Linked DNA regions of Homo sapiens: region 2 is linked to region 1. A link is a loop called in an ENCODE intact Hi-C map of the cell type or tissue named here. Cell type or tissue: IMR-90. All regions are shown on one strand. Each heading gives the region's core, and the rest is flanking DNA. Links, peaks and the distances in the headings are about the cores only.

The links. A loop is a pair of places that touch in the nucleus more often than their neighbours do. Peaks named below come from ENCODE experiments on the same cell type or tissue, not always from the same donor. Only the 100,000 strongest peaks of a DNase experiment are listed, where the experiment ranks them.
Region 2: a loop joins it to region 1, with 4 times the contacts of the local background. A loop is called at or near these places in 6 of 110 quality-filtered maps.

Annotation. Positions count from the first base shown.
Region 1 is chr7:33,986,240-33,989,168 of GRCh38, reverse strand. All of the region lies in intron 6 of BMPER (BMP binding endothelial regulator), which reads right to left. Among named protein-coding and RNA genes, the nearest start is that of BMPER, 82 kb to the right of the region's middle. In IMR-90, for the core only: no CTCF peak of the experiment used is centred there; DNase peaks (open chromatin) are centred at 1,718 and 2,128; H3K27ac peaks cover 1,214 bases.
Region 2 is chr7:34,059,952-34,062,880 of GRCh38, reverse strand. BMPER (BMP binding endothelial regulator) reads right to left here. Exons shown (of 15, transcript NM_001365308.1): 11 at 834-879. Among named protein-coding and RNA genes, the nearest start is that of BMPER, 160 kb to the right of the region's middle. RefSeq lists enhancers at 2,915-2,929, 2,482-2,929. In IMR-90, for the core only: no CTCF peak of the experiment used is centred there; DNase peaks (open chromatin) are centred at 1,530 and 2,130; H3K27ac peaks cover 1,166 bases.

The DNA of each region.
Region 1 (2,929 bases), core at 234-2,733:
GAACTAGAAATACCATTTGACCCAGCCATCCCATTACTGGGTATATACCCAAAGGACTATAAATCATGCTGCTATAAAGACACATGCACACGTATGTTTATTGCGGCATTATTCACAATAGCAAAGACTTGGAACCAACCCAAATGTCCAACAATGATAGACTGGTTTAAGAAAATGTGGCACATATACACCATGGAATACTATGCAGCCATAAAAAATGATGAGTTCATGTCCTTTGTAGGGACATGGATGAAATTGGAAATCATCATTCTCAGTAAACTATCGCGAGAACAAAAAACCAAACACCGCATATTCTCACTCATAGGTGGGAACTGAACAATGAGATCACATGGACACAGAAAGGGGAATATCACACTCTGGGGACTGTTGTGGGGTGGGGGGAGGGGGGAGGGATAGCATCGGGAGATATACGTAATGCTAGATGACGAGTTAGTGGGTACAGCGCACCAGCATGGCACATGTATACATATGTGACTAACCTGCACAATGTGCACGTGTACCCTAAAACTTAAAGTATAATTAAAAAAATAATTAAAAAAAAATAAAAATACCAAACACTTCACTGCATTTTTCCTAGACCTTGGTCAAATTATTTTACTTAATGATAGAAGTTTGAGATAAACACACAGTTTGGTTATAAATGAAATCTTGCTTCAATCTCTGAAAATTTCTGTGTTGGAAAAAAAAATTCTCTTACAATCTGATGTTTTTCTGGGCATATGTTCTGTCCATTCAGTTAGTGGGCTTAGTTATTAAAGACAGCTGTGTCTATTGTTTATGAATATTATGGATGCTGAAAACCTAATAACAAAATCCAAAATTCTCAAGAGTCCCCTCCCTCTCCTGTTGTTGAACTTGACACTGAAAAGAAATGCATTTCCCATCAATGTCAAAAAAGAGTCACTCCTAGCATTTGCCAATCACATTCATCACCCCAACTGGTGGGGAAAAGATCCCTAAAGTCAACACAGCCCTATAATCCAATATGTGAAAGGACACTAAACACTTGTTTAATAAAATGACAGCATGAAAAAAATTAAGATATATATCAGTATGAATAATGTAGTGAGAGTAATTTTTCATATTCGTTTTGAAATTAAAAAGTAACTTTTCTATTATTAAATGTTAGTTCTTAAAATATGACCAAAAGATACTCCTTCATAATGAGTAACTGCTTTTGTTAACGCTTGACTACATTACACATTTATATCTAATCAAGTCAGAAATGAAACTGGTACCTCCTCCTTTTGCCTAAAGAGAATGGCATGGATAAACTATAGTTTTCCTTTTTATTCATTATGAATATCAAGTTTTTTTCTGCTGTTTAATTCTAGCAATAGTCAGAGGTTTAAGAAGTCCTCACATAGTTTTGTAATTTAACATCTGGAACATAATGTGGTTAATCATGATCACATTGTCTGACTCTGTGTATCACAGAGAACAGAAGAGAGGCACAAGAGGAAAAAAAAAAAGTAGTAGGATTCTGTGATAGACATGTTTGACACTGGAGCTGACTCCTGGTCACTTATACCTGCCATGGGGCCCCTTATATGGAAGGTGCACCCAGATCAAGGAGGCCGTGTCCTCTCCAAACAACAAAGTCTGCTCAGTATTTCAAGTTGGCTCTTCTAAACCACAGCTCGAGATCTTAGGTGGATTTCAGAAGGATGAGTCACTGCGTATGACTCAGTGTAGGCTCAGAGATGGGCTTGAGAAGGGAATGTTGGATGGTGCAGAGGAAGTACTCTTCTCCTTGTGTGTTTGTGGTTCAGCATCCTCCAATCTTCAGAGAGGATTGTGGCTCCCTGAGATGCAAACACATCGCGGCTCACACACCAAACAAGTGGTACCATTTAAAATTCCACTCTGAGGGAATGGTGGTAATTGAAGCCATTCACAGGCCCACAGGAGCACTGCCACCCTCCAAATCGAACATTTGAATGACATTTAAAAGGTGCCAGAATGTGTAATCAATTCATTCAAAAGATATTTCCTGAATATCTAGTGTGTGCAAAATTCTGGGATAGTTATTTGAGGAGAGACCAAGATAGCAATGAAAATGACTCATGGTACTTTACTAATACCAGGCTATCGTGCAGAGCGCCTGATGGGAATGGAAGAGGGGAAGCTCAAGTAGGACCAGGGACAGGGAAGTGGAAGCAGGCGGGGAAGGAGATGGAACAGAAGGGCACAGGAGGGGAGGGGAGCCACGAAGCACAAACAAACAAAGGAGCAGGGAAAGCCGCAGGCCCAGAGGTACCAAACTGGTTTTTTAAATGAAGTTATCTGGCTAATAATGGACAAAAAGATCAGAAAGTTCTGGAAATGTCCTAAAGTACTCTGAGACTAATATTTTATCCTATTTTGTTGACTAAAAAGGATATTTCTTTTATTTTCATTAATGAATATTTCCATTCTCGTCCTCCCACAACACAGAATGATACATTCTTAGACTTGCTGTCCCCTGAGCTCACCCCCCGTTCCATCCTCTTCACACAGCTACTCTTAAGTCTCCTTACCAGCTTTTTGCAATGGTTGTGGTTGGAGCCTCTTCCTCTACAGATTTATCATGAATCTTTCATGTAACCATGCTCATTAAAACCATGAATATTTTCCTACTGCCTTCAAGATGGGCATCAAGACCAAAGTAGGAAGGTAGAAAAGTTCTAGATTGTATAACTCATTTTCAAGAACATGGATACTCAAATCAACAGCTATAAGACTAGTTATTTAGCCAAATATTCACTGTTTCCTATGTGTAAGACACTGTACTCAAGCTGTGAGGTACATTATCCCTGTCTACTAGGACTTTAAAATTTGAAACCCAGAACAACATCCTAGGAAAAGTAGAAAGAGATGGGCAGAGGAGCCCAAATGAGAACCAGACTTGGAGAGTAGGGGGATTCTG
Region 2 (2,929 bases), core at 304-2,803, 74 kb before region 1:
ATTTTGGTCAATGATGGACCACATATAGGACTGTGGTCCCATAGGAATATAATACTGCATTTTTACTATACCTTTTCTACTTAGATACACAAATACCATGTATTACAATTGCCTACAGTATTCAGTACAGCGACACGCTGTACAAATTTGTAGCCTAGAAGCCACAGGCTATACCATATAGGCTAGGTGTGCAGTAGGTTATACCATCTAGGTTTGTGTAAGTGCACTCTATGATATTCACACAACAACAAAATCACCTAAGGATGCATTTCTCAGAAGGCATTTCACATCCTGTTAAGTGACCCATGACTATAATAGGATGGCAAAACCATCAGCCCGATGACTTCTTGTTTTCTCTTTGCCAACAGCAAGACTGGATGCACCCAGGTGACATGGTGATGAGGTGGGGGTGGGGTGAGGGAGCAGGAAGTGCAGCTGTTTGGCTTTATAATGGGAGAAGGAAAGCCCCTCCTAGACTTTGTATAATGTTTGGTTTTACGGATAGCATTATCTTAACCGCGATGACTACAAATGCTATTAGCAGTTAAAATGCACATTAAGTTATCTGGTCCTTTTTAAAACCTAATCAAACCATTTATCTTCTTAATTTCTCATAGCAACAAATTCTGATGGAAGTATCTATATTTGTCTCCATTGTACTTCTGTGGGAGAATTACAATTGACTTAAAGTGACTGTAGGGAGGTGAGATGATCCCATCCTATATATACCTACAAAAATAAAATGTGTGGGAAACATACACCCCTATTTTTCTTGTTGCACTATAAAATGCAAAACAAATACTAATAGCACATTTTCAAAGGAATAAACTTACTTTCAGTGCAAATAGGACAGCATCCTTTTCTGTTGAGAATTTTGCCCTAATCAGAAGAAAAACAAATACAAAGTTACTGTTTAAAAAAAAAAAAAAACAGGGTCTCCTGAGGACAAATATCTTTTTAAAATCTAATACAAGATAAACCAATGAAATCAGTCCAAGCTGTATTTGAACTCAATGCCCAGATGGTGATGAAGATGGTGAAAATGAAGTTTCAAGTATCAGGTTCTAAGGCCAGGCAAAGTCATTCAGCAAGCTTTCCTGTTTTTATCCTCCAAGAAATATAATACCTAAAGGGCTCACTAGTGTGATTTTTCTCACATGGAAGGAAGATGAAGACAGTCTGGACTCAACCTTTTCATTGATACCCAAATCTAGCCCTTTAGAGACCAAGGGCACACACATAAAAATGAGAATTATCTGTCAACCTAGCGAACCCTACAAGACCTTCTTTCTGTCTTTGCTTGTTGGAGAAGCTTAAACAATAAACTGTAATCCAAGCTCAGGAATCATCAGCACTATGGATATGGGCAATATCTGTGCTACAGATCAAATTCAGTCAGATTTCTTGTTTCAGAAAATGGTATGTTATCCATGTTGAATCACTGTTATGCACTCAAAGCCAAGGAAGCTGAGAATTTTGAAACACTGAGTAATGCTTCATTACCTTTCTGGAAATACACTGCAATTTCCTACATTGCACAACTTTTGAGTTTTTTAATGCATGACATTTAAAGGAGGTGACGTATTCTCAGGACTCATATCAGAAAATCAGTTGTCTTATCTCTGACTCAGTGGTTAATCAAAGAGAAAAAGAAATGTAGAAGAAGTTTAACATTTAGGGAGCACTTGCTATATAACAAATATCTTATTCGATATTTTACTTATGTGATAACATTGGGTTAGTGATAAGGATTTAATACTTATGACCTATTAAGATTTAATGAACATTAGAGATTTTATAATCACTGTTATTAAGATGCACAAGAACCTTATGAGCTGAGTATTTCCCTTTTTATAGGTGAAGAAATTGAGGTCATGCAACACAAGAGTAGTAGAACCAAAAATCAAACCTAATTTTGTCTGACCCTAAAGGACATTTTCTTCCCACTGCAGTTTTGTCCTCTTGAGTCCTTTCTCTTGAATATAATTTAATATTTATTATCTGCTATACACTAGACTGAGTGCTATGCATTCCTCATACTTTATCATTTAAATTTCACAATAACCCTCCACATGCAGTTGTCCTTATCCCCTGTTTACAGGGAACTAAGGAAACAGAGACCATGGAGAGGTTGCCAAGGCTCATGTCAAAGCCACATGGCTCACACACTGCTCATTCACTCACTCACTACTGGTCATTTCCATCAAGAGTAGGCTTAAGTACTCAAAAAGAAAGAATCAGATTGACTTAAAGGATTCTGGTTAATTATTGAAGATCTTTAATCAGGTCTGATTTGTTTTTGCATCAGCTAGGCCTAAATGATACATTAAAGGCTTTGACAACTTTGAGTGAGACTTAAAACTCAGCCCCAGCCAGTCATCCCATAGTGTGGGGGCATCACAACATATTTTCATTGCCTAGAGCTCTGCTGTCAATTGCAATTTGGCACAGGGGTCTCTTTTGGTTTCTCAAGACTGAAAGCAGTTGCAGATGAAGCCAAATGAGGTCAGCTCAGGCCCAGGGAATGACGGCCCCAAGAGGATTAAGGTGCTTTATCCCAATGCAGCAGAGCCACCTTAAAGCCAAGACTCCAAACAAATGTGACTACGATTCCCTACATCCACATCTCGGTGGAAACTTCCATCTCTCGTCTTCAGAAAATGAAAGTGGCAGTGATGATATCACTAAATTAGATGGGGGAATAAATCAGGTACAAGCTGTAAAGTCAGAGCACCTGTGTAATATGCAATTAGCCGTAAGACTCTGGTCATGCTGCAGGCTCTTCCATAAGCAGGGTCTAGAAATACCACCCACCTCAGAGGGGTGATGTTAGCATTAAATGAGATTAGTGTTGTCACTATAAAATCTCAGTACGTATTAGAGATGGAGAGATGACAGTGTCCTGATGACCCAGTCCCCACTTCAGCCC